Regions from separate parts of the Homo sapiens genome. Here region 2 is linked to region 1. Evidence: read pairs that join two places in POLR2A ChIA-PET (ENCODE). Cell type or tissue: A673. All regions are shown on one strand. Each heading gives the region's core, and the rest is flanking DNA. Links, peaks and the distances in the headings are about the cores only. Region 1 holds the start of LOC105375530 (a long non-coding RNA gene). Region 2 overlaps FMC1-LUC7L2 (FMC1-LUC7L2 readthrough).

Region 1 (12,719 bases), core at 2,433-10,432:
TGCAGGTGTTACATAAATAAGGTAGACAGTTTGTGTCCTCATGAGGTTTGCAGGGTAATAAACAAGACGAAACACATACAAATCATTATAACACAAAACACAGTGTCAGTCCCATAAAAATGAGCAAAGTACCATGGGAACTCAAAGGGAAAATAGCTTAAGGGAATAGCAGGGGAGGGGGGCTTTGAAGGCCAAAGGTCTGGACAGGTCCACACAGTAGAGGAGGTGCGGTTGCAAATTCAAGTGAGGTGATTGATGGGGCAGAGCCTCCAAGGCAAGCGAACAGGATCAAGACCCCTGTGCAGGAGCTTATCCAAAAGGGGCTTCAGGATGGAAAGGGGGTTGGGGAGGGATCTCCCCTTACATGGGGGTGGTCAGCTTTGTCAGGAGATACTGAGGGGCTCAAGGGGAAGCATCAGTCCTGGGAAAACAAGGATGCACCCCCAAGTGCAGCCACATGGAGGGGTCACCTGGTCCCTCTCCAGCTGAAGAGCTTCCCCAGCCCTTCTGTGTCCCAGCTGGAGCGATGGAGACCTTCCCTCCTACACATTGATCATCCTTGTTCTCGAGCCTGATTTCTCCATGCTGTGGGCATGTTGATTCCCACCTTCTGTGTTCCCAGCCTCGTTTTCTATTTGCTACTTACCCCAGTGCCAGTCCTGTAACTTTGCCTAAAATGCTGGTTAATTCCCCTAACATGGCTCAGCCTCAGCTTGGCAGCCAGAGTCAGGCAGCCGATGACCTTCAGAGGGATGGCAGTGCCTCCACCACCAAAGGGGCTTTTAGACCTGATTGAGGGTGTCACTAAACCTCTAGGACTAGATGATATAGCCTAGAATTTTTAAAAGAAAGCCAATGCAAAATCATTATTCCTGACCCCACGTATGTGGCACTGTTGGTTGCACAGCAGATGGCTGGCCAGCAGCTCCACTCGTAAGAACTCCAGGGCATGTTGGAGGCAGATGCTGGGAGACACTGAGCTAAAGACAGGAGAATCATAGCAAACATGCACTGGGTGTTCCACCCGCACTAGCTCCTCCATCATTTGATGGGGCATGCAAGGCTGATATTTCTATTCCCATTTGATAGATGAAGAAACTGAGGCTCAGGAAAGGTAGGTGACTCACCCAAATTGATACAGGTTCTAAATAGCAGAATTGGGACTCAGGTGCCATGCTCTTGAAGAAATGTCAAACTTAATAACTGGCAAAAATAACTGATTTCAGTCATTCATTCAATGAATACAGATTCTATCCTGCTCCCTCCTGTGACTACCACTATGCCACTGTGTGCAGGTCACCATGCCAGGGCCATAGGGAGTCTAGAGTATTGTCCACTGAGCCCCCTCTTGGTGCTGGGCGTTTGTCAGAGTGCTGGAGCCATGGCACTGAGAAGGGCGGAGTCAGCTCTTTTTAAAGTAAGAAGGGCAGGGAAGAGCCAGGGAACTCCTTTTCAGTGAATTACTGTTGGACTAGGGGACTCTGGTCATGGCTAGAGAATTGGCCAAAAGATAAGACAAACAGATATTGTTCTGGGTCCCCCAGGATTAAGTAGTAGAACTGGTCTTCTTTTAAATATTTATAGACAATTTCGATTAGAAAAGCATTTAATTGTCTACACATACTGAACAAGCCATCTTTTCTCTCCTGGACTCTCTTGATCCACGTCTCCTGATCCAGACCCCCCTGCTATCTTTACCTTGTGTTGAAATGGTCTTGTAAAGGCTGTAGCATACAACCTTTAGTCATGAGGGTAATTTCTTTTTTTATTTTTGTAAGAACTAGAGACAGTGTCTCACTATGTTGCCCAGGCTGGTCTTGAACTCCCAGGCTCAAGCAGTTCTCCTGCCTTGGCCTCCCAAAGTGCTGGGATTACAGGTGTGAGCCTCCATGCCTGGCCGAGAGTAATTTTTTAAGTGTGTAAACCAAAGTGGTTCACATCAACTGATCATATAGAAATGATTTTGTCCAGCTCCATTATTCATTCACGCATTCACTCATTCAGTTACCTGGATATTTCTGGTAGGTGGGTTGTTCTGCTTAGGTCATCAAGTGTCTCCTGCAGGCTGCACTTCACTGTGCCTGTGTAAGCAGCCACTGTTTCAGCCGACGTTACCAAAAATGAAAACTTTAAGAAAATTGATTCATAAATATCATTCAGTATTTTAGATATAAAAACAGTTACTTAGCTCACTCTTAACATGTTTATATATAAAAAAAATTTGACCCGAAATGTTTTCCTTGTTTATACTAAGTTGAAAGTCTAGAGAAATCATTATAGATAAAGCAAGGTTAGAAAACTGATAAACTGCAGCTCAAATTACTTTGGCCTGAAAAATTAACATCCACTTAACAGAGGGAGCAAAAACCACACACACTCATTTATTATTGCATGGGCAAAAAGCCCAAAGTGGGATTAGCCTCCATTGCTACCTATAACCATGTAGCTTGCTCCATCCTGCCATTGGTTGAGAAGCTGCTACAGCCAGCCTCCTGCCATGCTCATGGAGACGTGGGAATCAGGCTTGAGTGAAGGAACAAAGGAACCCAGACACACAGTGCCATTTGAAGGAACTTTGGTGTCTCTCCATTTTGAGTACAATACATCCCCAGTTGAAAAATATTTCAGTCATGTGACTCATCTCAAGAGGTGATGGTAGGATCTTTTGTCCAGCTGACTTCGCCACACCCTCTTTACAGGGCTCCATTTAAGACACTCCAGTGGGCTGAGTAGAGTGGCTCAGGGGTGTATTTTGAAGAAGAGACACTTCACCCTACTGTCCCCAGCTGCTGTCACATTACAAAGCTGTCACTGATATGCCACAGCTTCCTGGTTTGCTCCTTGCTTTCCACAGGGAAGAAGGAGGAAGAGGGGTGGCAGAGGGTTGGATACCATAGGGCAGAGCGGTGCTCAGTGGATAGACTGAAGGTGATGAGGAAAGATGAGTCAAAACTCCCAGGCCAGTTGGGAAGAGAGAGACTGGACTTCAGAAGAAGATGGAAGGAGAGCAAACACTTCCTTCCGCTGCATCTGATGGGACAAGGACGAGGTGACTACTCATGGCTACTTCTGCGACCCTGTTTCTGATTTCTCTAGAAAGTAGTCATGTAAAAATGATCTTAAGGGTGATATATGTGTATTTATATACACACACGTGTAGACATAGACATAGACATAAATATGCAGATAATACAATTTGAAAGGAGGAGCCAGGCATGGTGGCTCACACCTGGAATCCCAGCACTTGGGGAGGCCAAGGTGCCAGGATCACTTGAGGCCAAGAGTTTGAGACCAACCTGGGCAATATAGCAAGACCCTGTCTCTACAAAAAATTTTTTTAAATTCCCCAGGCACAGTGGTACGTGCCTGTAGTCCCAGCTACTTGGGAAGCTGAGATGGGAGGATTGCTTCCGCCCAGGAGTTCGAGGCTGCAATGAGCTATGCTCATAACACGATACTGCAGTCTGGATGACAGAGTGAGACCCTGTCTCTAAAAATAATAATAATAATTTGAATGGAATGTATGTGCCATATTAAAATGAAGATTTTTTTTTTCTCTCTAATGACTCTAAGTCAGCAGCTATCAGGAAGGAGCATACTGGTCTGGAGGCACACTGGAATTACCAGCGTGAGCCACTGTGCCCAGCCAAAAGTAGTCATATTCTTTACCACATCATCTTGCCATGATGATTAAAGGAGATAAACATATAAAGCACTTTAAGCTGTAGTTAGTATGCATCCAATAAATGTTACCTGTACTTAATAATCAGCATCATAGTAATAGAACACATAGCATTGACTATGAAATCAGAAGGGTAAAAGAAGTTATTGGAGGAGATGAGTTTTGACCCTGGTCTTGAAGGATGAAATTGACTCAGATTAGCAAATAGAAATCAGAGACACATTCCAGATAAGACCCTACAGGGAAGGGGTCACAGGTTATATCTGATCTTCTGCCAGTGCTTTCTCCTTTAGGGATTTCTTTACTTTTTAGCTCCTTATTTATTTTCATCATTTTGAAATGATGAAAATTATCTATTGCCATGACAACATAATGCAATTGTGAACTCTGACAGCTTTGTTCTTTATTCAGAAGTGATGTTCTTCCAAGGCCATTTCAGCAAATATTTCTCACTCTGCCCCTATCGCTATCTCTCTCACTTGCATTAACCAACTCATAATGGGATTGATAAGCTGTCAATAATAACTAGACGCAATCATGGAATGAATCCCAGTAGTATCGATAGATACGAGCCTAAAGAATCTGCCGTAGTCATCTGAAATGTGTGCTCATTTCTAAAGTGACTCATTTAACAGCTTCCCATTAGTTCTCTAATCTGCATAGTGTGTTCAGGTAGAGCGCAGAGCTTTCTAACAATGGAAGAGATGAAAAACAGCTAGCAAATGAATTCACCTTCTGCAAATAAATGTGTCACTTGTAAATCCAAAAAGGTAGGCAAATCAGCATCAAGCTGTGCCGTACATATTTGCTCATTAAGCCAGGGGCTCCCCAGCTACAACAAAGGGATGGGACCTGGGAAGAGTTTATAAAGGTTTTATCCCACACTCCTTGTAGATAATTAGACACTGACATGCAGATTCTTCAGTCTCTTCAGTGGGAGGCTCACTACCTGTTGGGTTTCCATCAAGGAGATGGCCCTCAGTTCTCACAGGTCACCCACGCCAAGCTGTCAGCTCTCACAAGACTCATGCCAGAAAGCCATTCTTCAGTGACAAGAAGCTCAGTGACTCATGAAGTGGCTGTTGTGTCTTGAGATAGTTCTAGTTGTTAGAAAATTCTTATTCATATTAAGCTGAAGCTTCTCCACAATTTCCACATTTGAGTGAAGAGCTCCAAATATGCCCAATTTGAATTTTACTCGAGGGCAGATTACAGTTTTGCCAAAATTAGTGTGTGTTTTTGTCTTTTTGTTGTTTTTTTTTTTTTTAAATGCTCATTTTCTAAACTACTCAGATCCTAAGGAAGATATGATCAGCAAGAACTGGCCAGATCTGGGTCTATAGGTAAGGTACATCTGCTAAAAGGATCTCTTTCCTCTCCAGATTAGGGCTAGACCATTCCTATTTTAGAATGTCTCTAGGAATCTTTCAGAGATCCTCATAATGGCTCCTTTAATGCCATGAGTAATCTCTCTCAATGAATTTCAGAGCAGATTGGAGCTGGATGGATGTTACAGGTTATCCAGGCCACTGTCCAGAGCCACACCAGTAAAGGAACAGCAGAGCTAGGACTGCAGTGCCAGCTCCCAGGACACATTTGGGAGTCAGCCTCCATCCTCACCTGGGGTCCTCCACCCACAGAATGGGCACCTGCAACAGAACATGTCTGCGTTTCATGAGATGACCAGAGGCATGTTCATCATTCAGGAGTAGCTGTGCCCGAAGCTGAGAGTGAAGGGCAGGGCAGCGCCATCTCCTCACCTCCCCTCGGGAGCCAGCAGCTGCTCCCAGTCATGGCTCCCAGCTCTTCCCCTGGCCCTCAGAGTACTTCGAAACAGTGTGAGGTGGGAGGAGTTCCCTTATTACACAAGAGACTGCAGCAGACCAGTTGTTTCCCTTTACTCCCCCGCATTCATCCCAGAAGACAGCTGCAGGTTTCTCTGCCCTTGTCTTCTTAAGGCAGCTCTCCTTCCCTCCTGCTCCCTCCTCGTCCTCAGCCTCCAGCATCTCCCTGCTTTCAGATCCCTCCTCCCTACCTCCTAGCTCAGAGACCTCCTAGAGTCCCACTTCCTTTTTTTGCTTAATTTATATTTATAAAATATTTCGAGATATTCTTTTTTGTTGTTATTGGTAGACAGCAATCTTTTTTTTTTTTTTTTAAGACAGTCTGGCTGTGTCACCCCGACTGGATTGTAGTGGTGTGATCTCAGCTCACTACAACCTCACCTCCTGGGTTCAAGCAATTCTCCCACCTCAGCCTCCCAAGAAGCTAGGATTACAGTCATGTGCCACCACACCCAGGATTGTTTTTTGTTTTTTTGTTTTTTTTTTTCAGCAGGGGGCCAGCGCGGTGTGGGGGCAGAGTCTCACTCTGTCACCCAGGCTAGAGTGTGGTGGTGTGATCTCTGCTCACTGTAACCTCCACCTCCCGGGTTCAAGTGATTCTCCTGCCTCAGCCTCCCTAGTAGCTGGGATTACAGGTGCACACCACCACGCCTGGCTAATTTTTGTATTTTTAGTAGAGACGGGGTTTTGCAATGTTGGCCAGGCTGGTGTCGAACTCCTGACCTCAAGTGATCCGCCCACCTCGGCCTCCCAAAGTTCTGGGATTACAGGTGTGAGCCACTGCACCCAGCAGATTTCTTATTTTTAGTAGAGACAAGGTTTCATCATGTTGGCCAGGCTGGTCTTAAACTCCTAGCCTCAAATGATCTGCCTGCCTTGACCTCCCCAAGTGCTAATTACAGGTGTCAGCCACCGTACCTAACTATTTTTATTTATTTATTTATTTTCTTTAGAGTGTAGGTCTCTTTGTCACCCACACTGGAGTGCAGTGACACGACCACAGCTCACTGCAGCCTCAAACTCCTGGGCTCAAGCCATCTTCCTGCCTCAGTCTCCCGAGCAGCTAGGACTATAGGTGCACACCACCATGCCTAGCTAATGTTTTTATTTTTGTAGAGGTGGGATCTCACTGTGTTGCCCAGGCTGCTCTCAAACTTCTGGCCTCAAGCGCTGGGATTACAGGGGTGAGCTACCGCACCTAGCTTCCACTTTGTAATTCTTGTACTGGATCTCAGTGCCCTCCCACCCTCTGGGTGTCTCTACTGAGCCCTGATGTACAGCGGCGAAGTGCCCAAGACTCTGAATCTCTTTTGCTTTTTTTTTTTTTTTTTTTTTTTTTGAGACACAGTCTTGCTCTGTCGCCCAGGCTGGAGTACAATGGTGCAATCTTGGCTCACTGCAAACTCCACCTCCTGGGTTCAAGCGATTCTACTGCCTCAGGCTCTGAGTAGCTGGGATTGCAGGCCCCACCACCACTCCCGGCTAATTTTTGGTATTTTTAGTAGAGACGGATTTTCACCATGTTGGTCAGGCTGATCTCAAACTTGTGACCTCAGGTGATCCACCCACCTCGGCCTCCCAAAGTGCTGGGATTACAGGTATGAGCCACCTCACCCAGCCTGGACTTTGTTTTTGATGGAGATAGAATTCATGTACTGTACTGTATAGTTCACCCGTTGAATGTGTACAATTCAGTGGTTTTAGTCTGTTAATTTTTAATTGTGGTAAAATATAAAATTTGCCATTTCAACCATTTTTAAGTGTAAATTCAGTGACATTAATTATATTCATAATGCTGTATAGCCATCACCGTTATCTATTTTCAGAACTTTTCCACTACCCCAACCAAAAACTATACCATTAATCAGTAACTTCCCACTCTCCTCTCCCCTAGCCCCCAACCTCTGGTAACCTCTAATGTATTTTCTGTCTGTATGAATTTGCCTGTTCTAGATATTTCATATATGTAGACTCAAACAAACTATTTGTCCTTTTGTGTCTGGTTTATTTCATTTAATATTTTCGAGGTTCATCCATATTGTAGCATGTATCAGAACTTTTTTTTTTTGGAGACAGGGTTTCACTCTGACACCCAGGCTGGAGTGCAGTGGTGTGATCATAGCTCACTGCAGCCTCAAACTCCTGGGCTCCCACCTCAGCCTCCCAAACAGCTGGGACTACAGGCATGCACCACCATACTTTGCTTATTTTTTTAATTGTTTGTAGAGATTGGCTCTTACTGTGTTGCCCAGGCTGGTCTTGAACCCCCAGCCTCAAGCAATCCTCCCACCTCAGCCTCCCAAAGCACCGAGATTACAGGCATGAGCCACCCCTCCCAGCATTCATTCATTTTCATGACTGAATAGTATTCCACTGTATGGATACACCATATTTTCTATTCATTCACCAGCTGATGGACACTCGGGTCGTTTCTACCTCTTGGTATTTTGAATAGTGCTGCAGTGAACATTGGCTTACATGTATCTGAGTACCTGTTTCCAATCCTTTGAGAATGTACTTAGGAATGGAATTGCTATAGGGTAACTCTGTGTTTAGCTTTTTGAGGAACAAGCATATGGACATTTCACATTTAAACTGTCATAACTGGGAGGTGTGGGTCTTTATTAATTAAAATTTATCTACTTTAAGTTAACATGAAGAGCCATAAATATATGCAACCAATTCATTCCTCACCTTCTTCTGAGTTCTTAACAATTATCATCTGTACGATTCATCTGACAGTTAATCACGGAGGCTTTGTGACATCCATTATTCTCTCTAACTGGTTATTTTAAAGCTTTTACTATTTAACTTGTCATGTTGTTATACAGTCCTCCACTGAGATTTTAATCTCCTCGAGGGCAGAGACACATATTTCTTTGTATAGGTATTCCCTGTAGTACCCCGCGTAGATCTCCGAGATATCATGAGTTTTAATTTTCTTTGATTTCAATCTTCTGGTTTATTCATAAACTAGAAAAAAGGAAACTTTTCCAGCAAGTCCTTACCCTGATAGAATTCTCTTTGCCTAAATAAGTTTTTTGCAAACCTGTTTTCACATGTTAACTAAGGTAACACAACTTGTAAGAAGAAGAAGAATAGCAGCTATTATGGAATACTTACCATGTGTTGTGTATCATTGAAAGCACTTGTATTTTCTCACTTAGTTCTCAAAACAAGCCTATGATATAGGTACAATTATTACCTACCTTTTACTGATGAGGCCACTGAATCACTGAGAGGTTAAATAGCTGCCCACCGCCCTGTCACCAGCACATGCCGAAGTTAGACAGCTGACTCCAAGGTTCGTGTTCTCACCCACGAACACGGTTAGGCACCCTGAACCAGAGAGGACAGTGTCCAGCCACTGGAAGAATTATCCAGCCTAGATGTCAGGAGCGCTGGGCGTTGGGGAGCAGGGCCAGCGCCTCCTGGGGACTGCACCCCCCAGATCCCCCAGCCTTCTGTAGCTCAGCAGACAGGCTCTGCTTCTGTCCCTCCTGCCTGGCTGCTGTGGGCTCTGGAATTTGCCCACTTCCCTGCTGCCTCTAGGGTGGTGGAGATCCATCATGGGAAGAGCCTGGCCTGGCTGTGTGGCCTCAAACAAGATACCCGGGAGGTGGCTGTGACTCTATGAGGCTCCGTAAATACCAGCTGCTTCTCTCATCCAATTAGCTGGAAACTGACCAGTTGCCTAGGCAATTTTTATTTCTTAAAAATAAATGATCAATATATAAAAATAGATGCACATTCATTTTAAAGTCTTAAATAAGCACACAATAAACAATAAATTTCACATCCATCATGCCAGCAGCCTCTCACTGAGTTTGAAGACAAACAGAAGTAGTTCCCAAAGTAACCACACTAACTTAAATATCTCTGAACAAACATGCCGGCCAAGAGCTATCCAAAGCCAGTGCCTCCCTATTGTATGAAGTTCCACATATAAGATGAAGGCCAGGGCTTCAGAGTGGCTTTCACACAGCATCAACCTGGCAGGGGCCTTCCCACCAGGCCCCGGTGCAATACCATCTCCCCCGATCCCTTGGCCCAGGCAGTGGAAAAGCTGCAGGTGAGCCTGGCTCCTGAAAAGGGGACTGCAGAGGTCGTAGTGGCCTGCACACAGCCCACAGAGCACACTCAAAGTAAGGAGAGGCAGAGGGTGTCAACTCTAGCTCTGCGTTCTCTGCAGCATGTCTGCACTGTGCTGTGTGCATGCAGCCCCCTCAGAGCCTCACGCTGCATCCCATTGGACATTCTGCTCCCTCCTGCATAAGCTTTGCCAGGCCGCAGGCACCAAACCTAAGCTTATGACATTCTTCTCCCAGCGAGGTTTACTCCTAACCCAGGTCCCCAGGTTGCTGGGTTCTTGCTGGTTCTCTCCTTGCTCAGATGTCCCATTCTGGCAGGCCCACGGGGGTTGTACCCAGCTCTGGGCTGCAGGTGCCTCCCCTGCAGCTCTGCTGAGCTCTGCTGCACAGGAAGAGCCCAGGCCAGCCCGGAAGCATCTCACTCCCTAGTTTCCAGAAGCCCCTGTGGGTCCAGCACCAGCCCCTTCTCCATGTCTTCACATGTCCCCCTGCTGCCGGCTACACAGGGGACTTTTGCATGCCCAGTCTCCCTATGGGGGTTAGGGAGGGCAAAAGCCCTGTTCCTGCCCTCTCCCCTCTGCCTCCCTCCCCTGCCCCAGGGCATGAAGTGCTAGTTGGGTGTCTCACCTCACGGCCTTCTCCCACCTCTGACTTCTCCCTTTGCATTTTCAGCACTGTCTCCAAGCAAAGAAAAAACGTCATCAGCTGTGTCACAGTCCACGACTCCCCCTACTCCGACTCCTCCAGCAACACCAGCCCCTACTCCGTGCAGCAGCGTGCTGGGCACAACAATGCCAATGCCTTTGACACCAAGGGGAGCCTGGAGAATCACTGCACGGGGAACCCCCGAACCATCATCGTGCCACCCCTGAAAACCCAGGCCAGCGAAGTATTGGTGGAGTGTGATAGCCTGGTGCCAGGTAATTTGGGGCCAGGACAGGGCAGGAACCTCTCCCTGGAGAGTGGTTTTCCTGCTTTTCTGCTGCTAGAAATGTTGCTGTATGGGAGCTAGTACAATAGAAAGTGCCCAGTGACTGCAGGCGACCCTTACCGAGGATTTTATTCAAGTATCCAGGGGAGGCTTCTGCTGAACAGCACATTGTATAAGCAGCGTTTTCCTTCTTTAATCCTGTAATCAATACCTCTCTGCCTTTACAATGGCTCTGCTTCCAACTAGGTTGATTAATAGAAAATAAAAGCCTCCTGGTTCTTTATGCCTGAGCCTGGAAGAATACCTGGTCTGGGGAGTTCCTGGCTGACATCTAGCACCACTCTCTGCCAGGAAGCCCTGGTGGTCAGATGGGCTTCTTGTGTAGGAAGAACCTCCTCCGAGTCTTGCTAGGGAAGGGTGAAATTGGCCCCTCTCAGCCCCTCCTCGGAATCAGCTGCTGGGCGGCGAGACCAAGCCATGTGTGTTTCTCTGCTCATGCACTGCTATCTTCAGAGGACTCCTCCTGTCCCGCGAAGGCTTGTCTTGAAAATTGGGCCCTGGAATAAAGGCTGAGAACGTAACCTTCTGAATAAACTCAGTGGCTCACTGTAGATTTTGTAGCATCTATTTAGCGTTTCCCTTGCTCATGCTCACAGTGGAAGAATGTGGGGACTAAACCAGAAGAAGTCTGCGCGTCCCGCTATTCCGCCACAAACCACACCCAAGCCAGCCTGCACCTGCGTGGCGGCATAACTGAAAAGGGAAGGAAAGGGAACGCCAGGAAGCTTTTGTCTAGATGTGAGAAGCTGTTACTTCTCAGGAGGACCTCATGTCTGTCACCTGAGGTCGCTACAGGAAACTGGGGACTCTTCCTGGGTGGTGACCACATGTGAGACCCAGTGGGCGCAGGCCCCATTCAGGGGCTGCCACTGAGGATGAAGCGTAGAGGCAGGATGGGGTCATTAGGGCTTTTCCAGCCCAGTGCCTCAGGCCAGCCTGCACGGTGAGGGTCAGAGCCCTGGCACGCTCTCCCAAGAGCTCATGGCATTGCCTGGGATGGGGCCCCTTTTGCTGAGAGGCTCTGCCTAAAGGGGAGATGGTGACAGCCACAGGCTTGCGCTCCCCGCCACCTACTTCCTAACCCAAGGCAGCATCACCCTTTCCGACATTTGCGGCGAAGCTCTTTTTCCCTGACTTTGGAGTTACCCCAGCTACCTTTCCTCTGAAGAAATGCTTGTGAAATGCAGCTTCTCAGCACCCTGCTAAAACGTCTCCTTTTGCAAGTCCTGGTCTGTCCCCAACAGTACCGTCATGACGATGCAGCCTCCAAGCAGCTTTGACATCAGAGCCAGCGCTCCTGTGGGCCTGGGGGCAGGGGGTCGTGGTGCCTACAGCGAGAAAGACACACAAGCAGCACGCAGCTCGCGCTGTGCTCTCTCGGAAGAAGGAGACCTTACCTTCAGGAAAAATAGAGCCACAGCAGTGCCACATGCCAGGGCGAGCATTCTGGTTGACAGGGGCCAGGCTGTACTTGCTGCTAGGGTCTGGTGACCTGGGGCCAGAGAAGCAGGCTGGAGCCCTCCCAAAATTAGGCATCTCTGTGAGGAAAAGAAAATGAAGCTGTCCCTTCCACAAGGCTACAAGGACATCTCTCTCCAAAAACCATCTTTTTCCACCCGGGCAAATGTTTTGGTGGAAACCCTGCCAGGAAGCAACATTCTCTAGCAGTAACCAAAGGGCCCTGGGAGGCACCCGAAGTCATTCCCGGGAGCCAGGATTCCTTAAAGAGAGCTGCATACTTTTCAGCTCAGCTATCCTTTAAATATTGTTTAAGGGTATATGCAGCACACATTTTTAAGTTTAAATATTTGCAAAGGATAGAATTTGTCTTGTATCATTATTTAAGTTCCTTAAATATATGTTTGTGCAAACCTCGAAGCTGCAGACTGAACTCATACCATATGCGGGAGTGCTGCCTGTGCCCTCACGAGCAGGGGCATTCCTCGTCTGGTGCCTGCCCTTCCCCAGCCAGTGGCGTTCAATACCGATACACACCTTTAGCTGTAGAACCCACCTAGGCTTGGAAAAGTCGGGAAAGCAGCCTTCCTCAGCTCCCTGGAGCCCAGTGATGCATACAGGCCAAGGTACAGCCAGTTAACAGCTCCCCCAGC
Region 2 (12,719 bases), core at 1,537-9,536, 170 kb after region 1:
TCACTTGAACCTGGGAGGCGGAGGCTGCAGTGAGCCCAGATCGCATTACTGCACTCCAGCCTGGGTGACAGAGCAAGACTCCATCTCAACAACAACAAAAAATCACAGTGCCAAGTCTAGTGATTCCACGTCTACACTAGTCCTATCCATAGCCTTTGTTGGAATAAAATATGAAAAGAGATGGTAAAAATGATACCTAAAAAGACACTAGATGCCAAACAGTCCCAGTGATCAGTAATAACTAAAAAACTATGAGTATCAACTACTATGTCCCACACATAGTGGTTTCCATATACTATTTTACTCAAACTACCAATAATCTTAACAAAGCAGGTATTCTTACTTTCTCCACTTAGTAGATGGGGAAAGACAGGTGAGATAGTTATAAATTACTTAGCCAAGGTGGGACGTGGTGGCTCATGCCTGTAATCCCAGCATTTTGGGAGGCCAAGGCAGGTGGATCACCTGAGGTCGGGAGTTTGAGACCAGCCCGGCCAACATGGCGTAACCCTGTCCCTACTAAAAATACAAAAATAGCCAGGTGTGGTGGCCTGGGCCTGTAATCCCAGCTACTTGGGAGGCCGAGGCAAAAGAATCGCTTGAACCCGCAAGGCAGAGGTTGCAACGAGCCGAGATCGCGCCACTGCCCTCCAGCCTGGGTGACAGAACGAGACTCTCGTCTCAAAAAAAAAAATAAATTACTTAGCCTAAACCAATGAACCCAAGTAATCTGACTTTGGAGTCTGCACTAAACATGTTTGAACAGAGCAAAAAGATAGATAGATGCAAATGGTCCTCATTTACGCAGGGCACTATTGCCAGGAAGAGGTCACAAAGAATCTACTTGTATCAGAGACAAGTATTTCACAGTAGGGAAAGGAGAACAGCAAAACATAAAAGGCTTTCAATAAGAACTTTTACCTTGAAAAATTAAACCCAAATATGTAGCAATAACTTGATGTTGTATGAAATACCAAGTAGGTTTTAACAGCAATTATCTGGTAATTTTTAGTATAAAACAAAGAATGATGCTTTAAAAGAGAATAATTTGAATTCAAAGATGAGAAAGTGCTCGAGAAAAGCAAAACTTTTAATAGTTTTACAAAAATAATCCTCTTTATGAACATGCTGACATCTTAGATATGATCATGTATCATGTATGGTGGAAAAATTCCTATACAACTTCATCAACGCAGGAAGCATCAGGGACTAAAATAACACAATCTCAGATTAGGGGACTTCACGCCCATCCTTCCCATACCCATCACCAATAAAGACATTTAGGAGTTCAGCAACAACAATGACAGTTGGGCAGATTTGACACAGGAAAATGTCTAAACCTTCCATCACCTAGCAGGATAATTCTGAAAATTCATTGTGCAGATAAGACAGGTAACTTTTAAAAAATGCTTATTTCTGAACACTGCACTGAGGGTAGACCCCCAAAATCAGTTTCAAGAGTGTGAGATAAGAGGCCTACAAATCACTCTGTCCTTTACAAACTCCCTCCTCATTCTCTGCATTTGCCTAGGATATTCACTCTATATGGAATATCTTTTTCCTAGCTGATTCTACCTGTTCAAATTTTACCGACTACCTGAAGCCATTTTTGATTACTCTGTTATTTGCCTCATCTAAACTCTCGGATCATTTATTCTATGATATGCAGTTTAGCACTTTATAACATGTGGTAGTCTTATGCCAGTCTAATTATTGTCAAAGATGTCAATCCTTTGTTCTAACTCACATAGGAGACTTTTTGTTTTTTTTTTTGTTTGTTTTTTTTTGTTTTGAGAGCTGGAGTCTCGCTCTGTCACCCAGGCTGGAGTGCAGTGGTGCGATCTTGGCTCACTGCAACCTCCACCTTTGTGTTCAAGCAATTCTCCTTCCTCAGCCTCCTGAGTAGCTGGGATTACAGGCATGTGCCACCATGCCCGGCTAATGTTTGTATTTTAGTAGAGATGGGGTTGGTTGGCCAGGCTGGTCTTGAACTCCTGATCTCAAGTGATACGCCCATCTCGGTCTCCCAAAGTGCTGGGATTATAAGCGTGAGCCATGGCACCCAGCCTCACATAGGAAACTTCTTAGAGCAACTTAAAGTTGTTCAACTATGTTATACGTCTTTCTTATGTTTTACTAAGTCTAGTACAGTAAAACATATACAATTAATTATTATTAAAATCACCTTAAGAAATACTAAAAACAAGGCCAGAATATAAGAAATAAAATATTGAGAGCCTATTAACAAACTCAGCTTGTGAGTGATTTCAGGGAATGGAAAGTTGAGTCAAAAAAAAATAGGAAAGATTTTAACAGCTTTCTGTGGATTTTATTATAGATTTTATGTGGAGTAATCCACAGAATATGTAAGACTAGTAGGTACTAGGCACTCAAAAAATGTTTATCATACATATACTTCTGAATAGTTGTCAAGAAAAAAGCAATTTTAAACATGGCTTACGTTACACAGAAATTACCTGGTTTAAGGGCCATCATGTGACCTGAGAAGTTTTGACAGTTTGATCTATACAGACTATGAATGCTAAACTCTTCTACCACATTATAATCCTTTGTCTATCCTTAATAGATATTCAAGTCCTCAAACATACCTTACCCTATGCCTGCACCTTTTGAATGTTCTCATTAAACCAAGGGAAGTCTTGGAACCTCCTTATTAGTCTGCCTTGCCAAGCTGAAGGTATGTAACAATACATATCTATAGTGCAGATAAAACAAGAATATACTAGAATGTGTCTGCTCTGAAAAAGCATCCCAGCTCAAATAAGTTTAGAAAACAATAAATCAAAGCTAAACAACTCTTGTAATGAAAGGACTTCTCAGAGCCCCTAATTTGCTGATCCATACTAAGGGTATTGGTATTTAAAATTATTTACCTGTAAAGAACTTTTTTCCAAGACACACTAAGCAGAGAAAAGCAATAACCTCTACACATATTGGTTCCAATTTCTTGCTCTGGCTCATAAGTATATTCTTTCAAAACTACCCATATAATCACAGAAAAATGTTGTACACCCACACATAAATGTGTACATATTACCAGATGCAAAAGTTTCAAACCAATAATCTGAACTCTAAACATAAGTAACATAAGTAAACATAAACAACTCTAAAACATTAAGGTAGCTCCATATCCTCTGATTGACACATCAATACCTCCTCTTGGATCGTTCTCTGCTCCTATCTCTAGAACTGTGCCGACTTCTCTGGTGGCTACGGCTGCGGCTACGGCTGCTGGAGCGGGACCTGTGGCGATGGCGTTTCTCCCGAGATTTGGATCGAGTTCTCCTCTTGCGTTCACGTGACATGGAGCGAGATCGATGTCTGCGATGCTCTCTGGACCTGGATCTACCAGACAAGATTTGATTTTGTTTCTACCTTTGTAATTACTATATTTCTCATTTATTAAAGCCTTTTCTTTAAAGAGAAACTTTTTTTCAGTAGTCTTAATGTCAATTATATTCCAAGTCAGCTAAATCTACACTGAATTGCTGGTGTGTTAATAACTACATACTAGAATTCAAAATAAAACATTAATAATTCTCAGCCAGGCGCCGTGGCTCACACCTGTAATCCCAACACTTTGGGAGTCTGAGGCAGGAGGATCGCTTGAGCTCAGGATTTCAAGACCAGCCTAGGCAACATGGCGAAACTCTGTCTCTATAAAACATACAAAAATTAGCTGGACACAGAGGCACATGCCTGTAGTCCCAGCTACTCAGGAAGCTGAGGTGAGAGAATCTCTTGAGCCAGGGAGGTCAAGGCTGCTGCAATGACCTGGTGATCACATCGCTGCAGTCCAGCCTGGGCAAAAGAGTGAAATTCTGTCTCAAAAACAAGACACTGATTGATAATTCTCAGAGAGCAATCAGTAATGTATAAATTTATTATCAGAAATAGTTTTTCAAGTGAAAGCAACTTTTGAACCACTACTATATGCCAGGGGCTATATTATCTAGATTTGTTATGAATTTAATTGCACTTAAATATCTTGAACATTTTTGTATCCTCTAGAAATTAAATATGTACCTGACAGACCTGGACAGAAGGGAAGAGAAGAGATGAGGAAGAATACGTCAGGACAAATTACTCTTTGTCTGAATTAGAAAGGTGAGATAACCATAGAAGTAAGTTTTTAATGCCCACAATATGCATGTCTAGTCACAGTGTAATCAAAACAGAGTAAGGGCCAGGGGTAGTAGCTCACGCCTTTAATCCCAGCACTTTGGGAGGCTAAGGAAGGATGATCACCCAAGCCCAGGAAGTCAAGGCTACAGGGAGCTGTGTTCACACCACTGCATTCCAGCCTGGGCAATAGAGAGCAAGACAAAACAAACACAGTAAGACAGTTCTCTATTCAAGGAGCAAACAGTTTGGGAGAAAGAACACTTGCGAAAATCATTTTTGAGAACTTGACTCAGATTGCAAAAAAAATGTATTTCTAATGAATACACAGAAATAGAGAACGAAAAACATTCTGAAAAACCAGAAAATATACGATCAAGGTGCTGGCAAAATAAAGACATTTTTTGAAAAGAAAAAAACCCACAAGGTAAGACACTTTTATAGCCTCCACCAGGTCACAAACTAACTTGTGGGGTGGGTGGGGGTGCATGGTGAGGGTGGAAATGGCATGGAGAGGACATAAACGTTTGACAGAAAACAAGGGGAAACAAAGGAATGCAACTTTGTTAGAAGAGTCACTTTAAGAATGATGGAAATGTTCTCAACTGGATTATGGTGATAGTTGCACAGCTTTAAATCTGCTAAAAAATCACTGACTTCAGAGTAAATCATATATATATATATATATATATATATATATATATATATATATATATATATTTTATACCTCAATAAAACTCTTAAATTTAAGTCACTTTAAGAATGTGAGGTTTGCTCATAATTTGATACAGCAAGTTCAAAATCATATTATACATATGAGATAGTTTACAAATACAGTTTATCTTCAACTGATTGTTATGAACGATGCTAAAAGGCATTCAGCTTATGTCAACATTATAGTCAAAGAAAGGTACATGACATGGACGTAGCTTTAGCCACACTTAAAAAGAGTATTTCTGGCTGGGCACAATAGCTTGTGTCTGTAATCCCAGCACTTGGGGAGGCCACAATGGGAGGACTGCTTAATCCTTAAACGGGAGGAGTTCAAGACCAGCCTGAGCAACATAGGGAGACCCCGTATCTACAATAAATTTTTAAAAATTAGCTGGACATGGTGGCACACGCCTGTGGTCCCAGCTACTCAGGACAGAGTGAGACCCTGTCTCAAAAAAAAAAAAAAAAAAAAAGCGTTATTTCCACAGCTGAAAAGAGTAATTCCAAAAGGAAGCAGAGGGAAAAAATATAAAACTCTCAGTGTAAGTTTTATCAAATCATACTTCGTTTAACCACTCATTTTGAGTTATTATGAATGCCATTTCTTCCAATGTATAACTTTATTCATCTTTTTAAAAATTCTAGGTAATTTTTTCATCCAAAAAATATTCACTAGGTATTTTTGCACTGTTCTATACTAGGGGAGGTTGAGTAGCAAGTAAAACAAAGTTCCTGCACTAAACTTAGTGCTTATACTATAGAAAGGGATCTATACAGGTTTGTAGGCAGTAAATAAAGATATGTCAGGTGGTTAAGAAAAAAAAAAAAGATCTATTGCTGGACATGGTGACTCATGCCTGTAATCCCAACACTTTGGAAGGCTGAGGCAGGCGGATCACTTGAGGTCAGGAGTTCAAGACCAGCCTGGCCAACATGGTGAAACCCCTACTCTACTAAAAATACAAAAAAAAAAAAAAAAAAAAAAAAAAAAACTTAGCAGGGCATGGTGGCACGTGCCTATAATCCTAGCTACTAGGGAGCCTAAGGTAGAAGAATCACTTGAACCTGGGAGGCGGAGGTTGCAGTGAGCTGGCATTTTGCCACTGCACTCCAGCCTGGGCAACAGAGCAAGACTCCGTCTCAAAAAAAAATTAAAAGATGTTATTACGTAGAGTGGAAAAAGAGAAAAGAGTGGAAATATTTATACGGAATAAGCAGGGAAGGCTTTTCTGATAGGTTGGCACTGAAGCAAAGCTGAAAGAAGAAAGGGAACAAGTGAATCAGTCATCTCAGAGAGGAGTGCTTCAGGCTGAGGGAACACAGATGCAAAGTCCCTGAGGTGGGAAAAAGCTCAGCATGTTGAAGGAAAAGACCAGTGTGGCTGGAATGAAGTGAGCAAAAGGAAGTAATATCAGGGTCTTACAGGCAGGATGACCAGGTACTTTATCATTCAAACTAGAAGGCTCTGAATAAGTTACTGAATGTAATGAGAAGCTATTAATACATATTCTGGGATAAAAGACATAAACCAGAACTATCCCAGGGCAGTTTGGGCTATGCCAAGCTTGTCCAACCTGCGGCCTCCAAGCCGCATGCTGCCCAGGATGGCTTTGAATACAGCCCAACACAAATTTGTAAACTTTCTTAAAATATTATGAGATTTCTTTGCAATTTTTTTTCCAGCTCATCAGTTATCATTAGTGTATCTGATGTGTGGCCCAGGTAAGCCAAAAGATTGGACACCCCAGGCCACACCGTCACCCTATGTAAAAGCTTTGGTAAAGATGTTAACTTCTCATATGAATGAGATGAAAAACCTTTGGAGAATCAGAGGGCTGATGTGATGTATTTCATTTATTTAAAGGCTCATCCTGGCTGACGTGTGAAAAATAGAATGAGGTGAAGAAGGGGGGTGGGCAAGCACAGAGAACTAAGGAGCCCAGTTACAAGGCAAACATATTATCTAGGTAACAGGACTAGAGGAATAGAAATTAAATTTCTGGCCCAAATATCTAAAGATGTTCTATGTGCAATACTTTATGTTTTCAACAAAGGGACCAGCTTATATTAATCAAACAGTAAACAATAACAGTATCACAGTTTAATGTTTCTACTTATCATGCTAGATCAGAGAAATTCACCAATAATATAAATTAGCTGACACAACTGGCCCCACTTATTAATGTTCTTTAGTTTTTTTAGTGTTTTAGGCAGAAATATCATTGATAGATGTTGCTAACAGAACTGTAAGGTTTTTGTTTTTCTTTTTTTGAGACAGTCTTACTCTGTCACCCAAGCTGGAATGCAGTGGCACAATCTCGGCTTACTGTAACCTCCACCTCCTGGGTTCAAGTGATTCTCCTGCCTCAGCCTCTCAAGTAGCTGGGATTACAGGCACCTGCCACCACACCCGGCTAATTTTTGTGTTTTTAGTAGAGATGGAGTTTCGCCATGTTGGCCAGGCTGGTCTCGAACTCCTGACTTCAGGTGATCTGGCTGCCTCGGCCTCCCAAAGAGCTGTGATGGTATAAGCGTGAGGCACTGCGCTCAGCCAGGTTTTTCTTTCATAACAACAAATTCTCTACTTTTTAGGGAAAACTTCTTGGGAAATAGTCTCTAGAGCTGAGAACTCAGAAAGTTTCTAAAAGAAGATGTGATCTGAACAAGAGGAATGGTAGAATTTGGAAAAGACTGAGAAAGGGCATTCTAGGTGGGAATGGATCCATGAAGAAAGCTCAACGACTGGAATGAGAAGGGCAAGTGAAGAACTGAGAAAGAATGATGAAGTACAACACATTTCCCTGCCTTTCTCAGACAAAAAAATGTATCAGCAACTAGCAAAAACTACAAAGAAAGGTTTCAAACCCCAAATATTAACGCTGAAAGTCAAAACAAAGTATTGTCTTGCTCTTTTAAGGCTGCAAATGCCTCTCTGAAAGCCTTCTGTGATCACTGTATAAAGGAATGGGTAATAAACTCACATAAAGTCAAGACTGGAGGGTATACTAAACATTTTGGTTTTGCTTAACCCACAGTGGATCAATCAAAATTTTATCCAACTATTAACCTACTAATGTTTTCAACAGCTACAACCTCTTAGAACATGTTTCCTAAATGTACCACCCAAATTGATTTTTAAAAAATTAATCCTTTTACGTATCTACTCTGAGCATCTAAATGATTTCAAAAAAAATTTTCTTTTTTTTTTTTTTTTTTTTTTTAAAGACAGAGTCCTATTCTGTTGCCCAGGCTGGAGTGCAGTGGTGCTATCTTGGCTCACTGCAACCTCTGCCTCCCGGCTTCAAGCAATTCTGCCTCAGCCTCTTGAGTAGCTGGGATTACAAGCATGCATCACCGTGCCCAGCCAAAAAAGAAAATTTTTAAAGGACCATTTAATCAATCTATAAAAACTACCTTTGAAAAAGACAACTTCACTACTTATACCTGTCTTATGTAATACACCTACCTTTTTGGATTCTTGCTGTGTGATCGGGACCTAAAAAAAAAAAATATGTATTTTTAGAAAAGTGGCTATAAATAAGAAAACAGTGCAGTGTTACATTATATTCTTCCTGATTTCTAATGTTTACATTAATTTTATAAATACAAGGCGTGTACCTACGCACACAAAATTTTCCAAAAGACACCACAAACTCGACAGATTTCTTCACCTTGCAGGGTTTGCTTAACTCAAGAATACCTGGCTCTTAAAGAATATGTTCCTAGGAGATTAAAACACAGTACAGGTTGAGTACTCCTTCTCCGAAACGCTAAGGATCATAAGTGTTTCGGATTTTTTCTGTTTTTTGTTTTTGTTTTTTTTTTTTTTAATTTTTACATTTTTTGTTGCCTAGGGTGGTCTTGAACTCCTGGATGCAAATGATCCAACCACCTTGGCCTTCCGAAGTGCTGGGATTACAGGTGGCCGATTTTTTTCAAAATTTGAAGTGTCTGCATTATAATTTACTGGTTCAGCATCCCTAAATCCAGAAACCAAAATCTGAAATGCCCTAATAAGCATCTCCTTTAAATGCTGCCAGCACTCAAGAAGTTTCAGATTTTGAAGCTCACTGGATTTCATTTTTTGGATTTGGGATGCTCAACCTACATATCACAACTTGCTAATTTTCCAGAAACCACTTACCAGCTTGGAAAAAATTCTTTTATATCTGTCATTTCTTTTTTCCCTTCTGGGAAAAGAGTGAAATTTCTATGGTCTGAGATCTACATACTCTTGGAGCTACAACCTCATACTATAATCTCTAGAACACCTAGTTCAATCTTACAATGTGTTTCTTCAAATGAAATGAGATACTCTACTTAAGGCACTTGTCACATTTCCTAGCACACAGGTAACGCTCAATGAAATGTAAAGTGAATATTATGGCTAGTAGGACACCACAGGGATTATTATTTTTTTTTGGATGATATATAGCATTGTTGAAAGCATGACTTTGAGATCAGCCAGATTTGAGTTTTATTTCTGGTTCTACCATTCACTGTCTGTGTGACCTAAGTAAGTTACATATCCTCTCTCAGCTTACTCTGTCACTAGCAAAAGAGGGATACTAATATAAATTTTACTGGGGTGGAGTGGGGGTGGGGTTTATAAAGATTAGATGAATATGGATAAATTCCTTACTACAGTGTCTGGCATACAATAAGCACCCAGTAAATGATTATGATTTTTTTCTTTTATCCCATCTTATATAATTTTATACTAGTTTCTAATTTCCTCATCTTCCATACTTCCATATTTCTTTAAGCTCACAGATTCAACGACTTTTTTTTAATGTTTCTGAAATTTGCATTATATAATCACTGTCAAAAGAAACTTGCCATTTGGCAAACAAAGGAGTAAGATGTGATATACTTTTTCATCATCTACAAATGTGAAAATGTAGTCCTGCAAAGAAATTCTGTTCCATGTTACTGTCACCTCAATTGAATCTTAAAATGAGATTCCCAATATTACTGAAAATTCCACTTATATATTAGAATACTGGGCAATATTCCCATAAGGACTTACTATACACAAAAGAACAAGTAGATAAAAGCTCTGAGGTAAACTTTACAGTAAATGAAGAAATCTCTCTCTCTCAATAGAGGACTGACATCACTTCTCCTAAAAAGGGACCATATAGACATGTAGTTTTGTTTCACTGTCTTTATGGTGCAAAAAGATTACCTGGTTATAAGCCATGTGACACAAACGAAGTCTGTTTAAACTTCTTGAAATATACTGAGTATATAATATGCTCAAAGATCGAAGGAAGTGAGCATAACCTAATACTACAAAGGGTTTTAATTAGCTTAAGCACATCTGCTAACTCTAAAGAGAAGGTATTTAAATTTAAGACATTTAAATGTAGTATGATTCAAGGAACACTATAAATTAGGACTACAGGCAAATCATTTGTGATATAACTGTCCATCCTAAAGCTGCTGAAGTTAAAAAGATGAGTTACAAAAAAATGTTGCCACCATGATGCTATGTGATTTTAGCTGCCAATGGTAAAAGTGACTCAGAAGAATGTTTAGACATTCCAAATACTAGAATTCTAAGATTTTATCAATTAATGAATACCAATGTAAGAGGAATTATATACATTTAGATATTTTTAGACTTTTTAATAGTTTATGGCTCCTAGAATTGAGGAACTAACCAAAGTTCAATGTAAAAAAAACCCTTCAATGAAACAACCACCCTTAAACCTTTTGTTAACAAAATACATCATAAAAAAAAAATAATAATTCTATGCTAACCTGGTGCAAATCTAGCCCAATATGAAAAATCAAAGGGCTAGAAAAGGATTTTGTTATAAATCTTTTTTTTTTTTTGAGACAGAGTCTCGCTGTCGCCCAGGCTGGAGTGCAGTGGCCCGATCTCAGCTCACTGCAGGCTCTGCCCCCCCAGGTTCACGCCATTCTCCTGCCTCAGCCTCCCGCGCAGCTGGGACTACAGGCGCCCGCCACCTCGCCCAGCTAATTTTTTGTATTTTTAGTAGAGTCGGGGTTTCACCGTGTTAGCCAGGATGGTCTCGATCTCCTGACCTCGTGATCCACCCGCCTCGGCCTCCCAAAGTGCTGGAATTACAGGCGTGAGCCACCATGCCCGGCTGGATTTTGTTATAAATCTTACAAGATACGAAGCATTCTTTATTCACTCTTCCACACATTTTAAAGGAAATCACATTCCGTTAAATGGCCAAGAGTTACGATACTTGTATAATTAAACATTTATATAATTCGCACAGTAATATTTTTTAAAGTAAGCAGAAGTTTCCCACGTCCCATAACAGATTTATCACCATCTAAAATTTAAAATCAATTATATCTCTTTTTAGAACCACAGAGATTCAACTTCAATTACTTGGCCCATTACTCCATACCTCCTCAGCTTCTCCCTTTCTTCTCTCTCTCTCTCTTCTCTTCGTTTCAGCCGTTCCTGGTTTCTTTTCTCCTGCTTCTCAGCTACGACTCTCTTAAAAACAGTAATAAATGAGGAGAATATTTACTGAGTCCATTCTTAAACAGCTTTATCCTAAACTTTATATTATCTGGTTTCTAATACAGTACAACTGCTGTCAAAATCTGTTTAATAATTCAATTTGAAGTACTGCCAGAAATAATCATTAGGCCTACAAGTCTTCTTTCCATAATCTTTCCCCATTTTGTGGAAAATGTGTAAAATTTCACCTTTCTCCATGATTTCTACTTGGTTTTTTTTTTTGTTTTTTTTTTTAAGTGAAAACAAATTATTTTAAAATAGAGACAGAATCTCGCTATGTTGCCCAGATGGGTCTACAACTCCTGGGCTCCAGTGATCCTCCCACCTCAGCCTCCCAAAGTGTTGGAATTAACAGGTGCGAGCCACTGAGACTGGCCTATGATCTTATTATTTTTTTTTTAGAGACAGTCTTACTCTGTTGCCCAGACTGGAGTGCAGTAGCACCATCTCGGCTCACTGCAACCTCCACCTGCCAGCCTCAGCCACCTGAGGAGCTGGGATTACAGGCGTGCATCACCACACCCAGCTAATTTTTCTATTAATATTTTTTAGTGGAGATGGGGTTTCACCATGTTGCCCAGGCTGGTCTCCAACTCCTGGCCTCAAGTGATCTGGCCACCTTGGCATCCCAAAGTGCTGGGATTACAGGCATAAGCCACCATACCCAGCTCCATGACTTTTTTTTTTTTTTTTTGAGACAGAGTCTCGCTCTGTCGCCCAGGTTGGAGTGCAGTGGCACAATCTCAGCTCACTGCAACCTCCACCTCCCGGGTTCAAGTGATTCTCCTGCCTCAGTCTCCAGAGTAGCTGGGACTACAGGCACATGCCACCACACCCAGCTAATTTTTATATTTTTAGTAGAGACAGGATTTCACCATATTGGCCAGACTGGTCTCGAACTCCTGACCTTGTGATCCGCCCGCCTTGGCCTCCCAAAGTGCTAGGATTACAGGCGTGAGCCACTGCGCCTAGCCTTTCATGATTTCTTAATGACATTTCCAAGTCACTTCTACAAGATTTTCCTCCTCTAAATGTTTTCTAGTATTATTTTGTATTTTTTAAAAAAACATCAACCATTATAAATCACAAGTTCCCATGCCCTGTGATTTCTAATATGGAAATATTTAGGTCACTTCCAATTACCATCCTGATGCTGCTGCTTTTTAAAGATATGAGTAAAATGCTTGAGTTCTGTTGCTAGGTCTATCTGCAAAGACTCCCAAGTAGGAACCACTGGAGTTTTAACTTGGAGCCTAGTAACTATTTGCTATAGTGACTCTTTTCGAAATTTTTAAAAAATTACTTGAGATCACCCTAGCTACTCAGAATACTGAAAAGAGCCCACTGTTAC

The links. Peaks named below come from ENCODE experiments on the same cell type or tissue, not always from the same donor. Only the 100,000 strongest peaks of a DNase experiment are listed, where the experiment ranks them.
Region 2: POLR2A ChIA-PET joins it to region 1 with 8 read pairs; 4 of 35 experiments call an interaction of 5 or more read pairs at or near these places.

Annotation. Positions count from the first base shown.
Region 1 is chr7:139,581,635-139,594,353 of GRCh38, reverse strand. It overlaps HIPK2 (homeodomain interacting protein kinase 2), which reads left to right. Exons shown (of 15, transcript NM_022740.5): 13 at 10,290-10,537. It overlaps LOC105375530 (a long non-coding RNA gene), which reads right to left and starts at 8,821. Exons shown (of 4, transcript XR_001745383.2): 1 at 8,736-8,821; 2 at 2,009-2,127. In A673, for the core only: no CTCF peak of the experiment used is centred there; a DNase peak (open chromatin) is centred at 5,553.
Region 2 is chr7:139,408,185-139,420,903 of GRCh38, reverse strand. It overlaps FMC1-LUC7L2 (FMC1-LUC7L2 readthrough), which reads right to left. Exons shown (of 11, transcript NM_001244584.3): 8 at 11,250-11,341; 9 at 8,324-8,353; 10 at 3,175-3,366. LUC7L2 (LUC7 like 2, pre-mRNA splicing factor) reads right to left here. Exons shown (of 10, transcript NM_016019.5): 7 at 11,250-11,341; 8 at 8,324-8,353; 9 at 3,175-3,366. It overlaps LOC100129148 (a long non-coding RNA gene), which reads left to right. Exons shown (of 3, transcript NR_033999.1): 3 at 3,209-3,442. Among named protein-coding and RNA genes, the nearest start is that of LUC7L2, 55 kb to the right of the region's middle. RefSeq lists a silencer at 9,975-10,175. In A673, for the core only: no CTCF peak of the experiment used is centred there; no DNase peak of the experiment used is centred there.